2 separate regions of the Homo sapiens genome follow, and region 2 is linked to region 1. Evidence: chromatin loops called from intact Hi-C (ENCODE). Cell type or tissue: chondrocyte. All regions are shown on one strand. Links, peaks and the distances in the headings refer to the core of each region. The heading gives the core; the rest is flanking DNA. Region 1 holds the start of PCDHGB6 (protocadherin gamma subfamily B, 6). Region 2 holds the start of PCDHB2 (protocadherin beta 2).

What was found. A loop is a pair of places that touch in the nucleus more often than their neighbours do. Peaks named below come from ENCODE experiments on the same cell type or tissue, not always from the same donor. Only the 100,000 strongest peaks of a DNase experiment are listed, where the experiment ranks them.
Region 2: a loop joins it to region 1, with 5 times the contacts of the local background. A loop is called at or near these places in 3 of 110 quality-filtered maps.

What each region holds. Positions count from the first base shown.
Region 1 is chr5:141,406,280-141,409,199 of GRCh38, forward strand. The region is part of intron 1 of PCDHGA1 (protocadherin gamma subfamily A, 1); the gene reads left to right. The region is part of intron 1 of PCDHGA2 (protocadherin gamma subfamily A, 2); the gene reads left to right. All of the region lies in intron 1 of PCDHGA3 (protocadherin gamma subfamily A, 3), which reads left to right. All of the region lies in intron 1 of PCDHGB1 (protocadherin gamma subfamily B, 1), which reads left to right. It also overlaps PCDHGA4, PCDHGB2, PCDHGA5, PCDHGB3, PCDHGA6 and PCDHGA7, and 6 more genes. RefSeq lists an enhancer at 2,151-2,200. In chondrocyte, for the core only: a CTCF peak has its summit at 1,649; no DNase peak of the experiment used is centred there.
Region 2 is chr5:141,093,107-141,096,026 of GRCh38, forward strand. It overlaps PCDHB2 (protocadherin beta 2), which reads left to right and starts at 1,509. Exons shown (of 1, transcript NM_018936.4): 1 at 1,509-2,920. The coding sequence starts at 1,685. It also overlaps PCDHB@. In chondrocyte, for the core only: CTCF peaks have their summits at 1,461 and 1,701; no DNase peak of the experiment used is centred there.

The DNA of each region.
Region 1 (2,920 bases), core at 309-2,808:
AAAGCACTGGGTGAGGTGTGAACCACCTCACCCAGCAAATTCTTACTCCTACGATCATTTATTCAGGTCATACTATGTTTGTAAGGGTAAACTGATAAAAAGGTAAATGTATTCTTCTTAGAGAAACAGCTGAAAGCCCAGATTTATTGCTTCTATTCTTCCATTTCTATGACAGGAAAACACCTCTTTGAGGTTATATTTTTCAGATCACAAGTGTGTAAAGTCTGTTTGTGTTTACAGATATTTTCTGACGAAGATTCAAACTTCAGTTATCCACTTCCAAACCCTAGTAAACCAATTTTTTCCCTTTAATGGTGAAAGTTGTCACATCTTTTATTCTCATATCTTCAAAGGTCTTAATTTCCTAATGCTTTAATGTTAAATTATGGAGAATAGTAGGACATTCTTCTTTTCTATAGTATATGCTTGCTCAAGAGAAGTTTCTAAGACTGGACACTGTGAAATGACAAAACAAGGAATTAAAAATATTTCTCTCACTTATATATTATTTCTGGCTCAATTCTCCAACTTTTGAGTCTAGAAATGAACTTGCATATCAGATATAATTTAAGAAAATATTCTCAGGAACTGCTGGGAAGATTCTAAAACTATTTTACTGTTTTTAGCTATAAGGAAGAGAATAATGTATTATTTAATGTTATTTTAAACATAGTGTTGTTTCAAATAGTAAATAACATTTCACAAGACATTTGAAAATAAGCTTTGAAGTTGACTCAAAATTCTATGCTAAACATGTGATCCATAGATACACTGATGACTGCTGGCATTTCTGTGGAAATGAAGAATTGTTTTATTTGTTTGTAATTATTTGGGTTTCAGTTGCTTTATTTTTAAGAAAAAAAAGCTGAAGTGTCTGGGAATCCTTTATGACATACAGACATTTTAATTATTTCAAACACGTTTTCCCCCTTAAGTGGGTAGCAAAAAAAATAAAGCATACTTCAGGCTCATATTTTTAACCATGCAACAAGAAAATTGTTACAATTTCTGTTCTGAGGAGTAGCCTTCATACTTAGTATTTATAAATATTGAAATGTATGTTAATTTGGGGAAAACATAACAGATATCCATGAAGGCTTGTATGTCATGGTAGGTAGTTACTATTCGATACCACAAAAATGTCTCTTGCCCTTAAAACCAGAACACGAGGCTCACCAGACAGATGACTGAATGGAGTATGGAAAATCTTTATTTCTGTTTTTCTTAGGCTATGTAGGACTTAACTTATTGTGCATTGGTAACAGATTGTAGAACATAAGCTGAAAGATAAAATTCTTGACCTTAATGTCTCATCTTAAAAAGAAGCATTGGTTGACATTCTATATCTCGTATTACTTAAAAATAATGGGGGAGCGCAGTATATATTAAACAAAGATTGGCTTTGTGGTGATCATTGTTGAAGGTGGGGTGATGGCTATGTGAAGGTTCACTATATATACTCCCTACTGTTGTATAAGTTTGAAATTGTGCATAATAGATTTATTTAAAACACAAAGCATAGAAATATCTACTATAATATTATGGTGAGAGCAAAATTTGAGGGGGATGTACACCTGCATTTTCGAAGAATATATACATTTCGGAGACCGAATTCAAAATGAAAAACCGGGCTGCTGTCCCGCACGGAGCCTCTGGGCGCCGCTGTCGGCCAGTGCAGAGCAAGCGCTGACGCCGGGGATCCGTCAGCCTCTGGCCTGGGATTCCCTGCGCAGCCAACAACAGAAAGAAGAAAACCAGCTCCCACACAGAGCCTCCCGGCTGCGCAGACCTTTCCCAGCACAGCGGATTGCCAGCTCCGAGACCCGGGACTCCTCCTGTCCTGGGCCGAATGCTCTTTTAGCGCGGTAGAGTGCACTTTCTCCAACTGGAAAAGCGGGGACCCAGCGAGAACCCGAGCGAACGATGGGAGGGAGCTGCGCGCAGAGGCGCCGGGCCGGCCCGCGGCAGGTGCTATTTCCTTTGCTGCTGCCTTTGTTCTACCCCACCCTGAGTGAGCCGATCCGCTACTCGATTCCGGAGGAGCTGGCCAAGGGCTCGGTGGTGGGGAACCTCGCTAAGGATCTAGGGCTCAGTGTCCTGGATGTGTCGGCTCGCAAGCTGCGAGTGAGCGCGGAGAAGCTGCACTTCAGCGTAGACGCGGAGAGCGGGGACTTACTTGTGAAGAACCGAATAGACCGTGAGCAAATATGCAAAGAGAGAAGAAGATGTGAGTTGCAATTGGAAGCTGTGGTGGAAAATCCTTTAAATATTTTTCATGTCATTGTGGTGATTGAGGATGTTAATGACCACGCCCCTCAATTTGATAAAAAGGAAATACATTTAGAAATTTTCGAATCTGCATCCGCTGGTACACGACTATCGCTTGACCCTGCCACGGATCCTGATATAAACATAAACTCAATTAAAGATTATAAGATAAACTCTAATCCTTATTTTTCATTAATGGTTAGAGTTAATTCCGATGGTGGCAAATACCCAGAGTTATCTCTGGAGAAACTCCTAGACCGGGAAGAACAGAGATCTCATAGCTTGATATTGACTGCCTTGGACGGAGGGGACCCACCAAGAAGTGCCACCGCTCACATAGAAATTTCTGTCAAGGATACCAATGATAACCCCCCGGTTTTCAGCAGAGACGAATATAGAATTAGTCTTAGTGAAAATCTGCCCCCTGGGTCCCCTGTGTTGCAAGTGACAGCCACTGACCAGGATGAGGGGGTCAATGCTGAGATAAACTACTACTTCCGAAGCACTGCCCAGAGCACAAAACATATGTTCTCATTGGATGAGAAAACAGGTATGATTAAGAATAACCAGTCATTTGATTTTGAAGATGTAGAAAGGTACACCATGGAAGTGGAAGCGAAGGACGGAGGTGGTCTCTCTACCCAGTGTAAAG
Region 2 (2,920 bases), core at 248-2,747, 310 kb before region 1:
TCTCCTGCCTCACCCTCCCAAGTAGCTGGGATTACAGGCACCCATCACCATGCCTGGCTCATTTTTTTTGTATTTTTAGTAGAGATGGGGTTTCACCAGGTTGGCCAGGATGGTCTTGATCTCTTGACCTCGTGATCTGCCTGCCTCGGCCTCCCAAAGTAAAATTATTTTTTAAAGCAGCCTTAGAGTTTACAGAAAATTGAGCAAATAGTACAAACAGTTCCCCTCACATACCGATTTTCTCCCACTCAAAGTTTCCCTGTTATCAAAATCTTGCATTACTGTGGTACATTTGTTACAATTGATGAGCCAATACTGGTAAATTATTAACTAAATTTCATAGTTTAGTGTTCACTCTTTGTGTTGTATAGTTCTGTGGATTTTGACAACGGCATAATGTCATGTATCTACCATTGTAGTATCGTAAAGTACCCCATGTTTAACCTCTTCATCCCCCTCCCTCTTCTTCCTAGCTATCACTTGTCTTTTAAATGTCTCTATAATTTGGCCTTTTTCAGAGTATCATGTAATTTGAATTATACAGTATCATTGCCTTTTCAGACTGGATTCTTTCACTGAGAAATATGCATTTAAGTTTCCTTCATGTCATTCTGTGGCTTGATAACTTCTTTATATTAACATTAAAAAAGAAACAAAAAGACAAAATTAAAAAACCTAACAACAAACAATGACATATATACCCTGTTTGGAAGCAGATTGAAGAAACCATCACTGAAAAGACATTTTTAAAGATAATTGGGGAAACTGGAATATTTACTGGCTATTTAATATTATGAAATTGCTCTTTGCTAGATGTGGTAATTGAATTGAGGTTATGTTGAAAGTTCTCCTAGGCATTAGAAAGGAAAATAATATTGATACATTTACAATAAGGAAATATCTGGCTGCTCTTGGAGAGTTTCATGAGGCTCAGACACATCAAAGTTCAGGAAAATGTGAAGTGGGAGCAGTGCAAAGAAAGAAATATGAGTAAGGAGACTATTTCAGTGCCCATTAAAATACTCTTATTTGGATTCTGTGCTTTTCCTGGGTCTCTGTTTTTCAGCTGGGTTTGAGTGTGATGATGGTAATCTAACCACCACTGAGTTGCACACATGCCCAAACTCTGAATAAAAATAGAACTTTCTTAGTCTAAGCCTTCTTTCCGAAGCATGCTAGGACTGAGATCACTCCCTTCCAGGTTCTGAAATTTATTTTTTCCAGTTTGAAAAAAAAAAAAAGCTTGGATTTGTGAGGGAAGTGAAGATTTATTTATTCTTGCCCTGTCTCTATGGGTGCAATGAAGAGCCTTTCGAAACGCCAATAAGACTTCGGTACACTGAGAGACACTACTTGAAAATACTCAATTTCGATTGCCATCAGCCTGAAAGAAAGCACTGGGATTTTCTTAAAGTTTAGGAGAAAATAAATACTCGGAAGAGACGCGGGGTGGCGCTGCAGCCTTAGAAGTAGCAGAAACAAAGCACCCAGCCGACGCTCCCTTACCCAGATACTCAGCTAAAGAAGCAGCAAGCAGGAAGAGGAGGCTTTCTAAGGCGGTCGCTCCGGGAAATCCGGGCCCTAGGATTGTCCACTCATCCCAGTATCAGCGAGATACGGGGAGATAGAGTTAGCGACAACGTGAGCCAGAGCTGGAGCACGTTTGGTGAGAGACCAGAAAGCAATGGAGGCCGGAGAGGGGAAGGAGCGCGTTCCGAAACAAAGGCAAGTCCTGATATTCTTTGTTTTGCTGGGCATAGCTCAGGCTAGTTGCCAGCCTAGGCACTATTCAGTGGCCGAGGAAACGGAGAGTGGCTCCTTTGTGGCCAATTTGTTAAAAGACCTGGGGCTGGAGATAGGAGAACTTGCTGTGAGGGGGGCCAGGGTCGTTTCCAAAGGAAAAAAAATGCATTTGCAGTTCGATAGGCAGACCGGGGATTTGTTGTTAAATGAGAAATTGGACCGGGAGGAGCTGTGCGGCCCCACAGAGCCCTGTGTCCTACCTTTCCAGGTGTTACTAGAAAATCCCTTGCAGTTTTTTCAGGCGGAGCTACGGATTAGGGACGTAAATGATCATTCCCCAGTTTTCCTAGACAAAGAAATACTTTTGAAAATTCCAGAAAGTATCACTCCTGGAACTACTTTCTTAATAGAACGTGCCCAGGACTTGGATGTAGGAACCAACAGTCTCCAAAATTACACAATCAGTCCCAATTTCCACTTTCATCTTAATTTACAAGACAGTCTCGATGGCATAATATTACCACAGCTGGTGCTGAACAGAGCCCTGGATCGCGAGGAGCAGCCTGAGATCAGGTTAACCCTCACAGCGCTAGATGGCGGGAGTCCACCCAGGTCCGGCACGGCCCTGGTACGGATTGAAGTTGTGGACATCAATGACAACGTCCCAGAGTTTGCAAAGCTGCTCTATGAGGTGCAGATCCCGGAGGACAGCCCCGTTGGATCCCAGGTTGCCATCGTCTCTGCCAGGGATTTAGACATTGGAACTAATGGAGAAATATCTTATGCATTTTCCCAAGCATCTGAAGACATTCGCAAAACGTTTCGATTAAGTGCAAAATCGGGAGAACTGCTTTTAAGACAGAAACTGGATTTCGAATCCATCCAGACATACACAGTAAATATTCAGGCGACAGATGGTGGGGGCCTATCTGGAACTTGTGTGGTATTTGTCCAAGTGATGGATTTGAATGACAATCCTCCGGAACTAACTATGTCGACACTTATCAATCAGATCCCAGAAAACTTGCAGGACACCCTCATTGCTGTATTCAGCGTTTCAGATCCTGACTCCGGAGACAACGGAAGGATGGTGTGCTCCATCCAAGATGATCTTCCTTTTTTCTTGAAACCTTCTGTTGAGAACTTTTACACTCTGGTGATAAGCACGGCCCTGGAC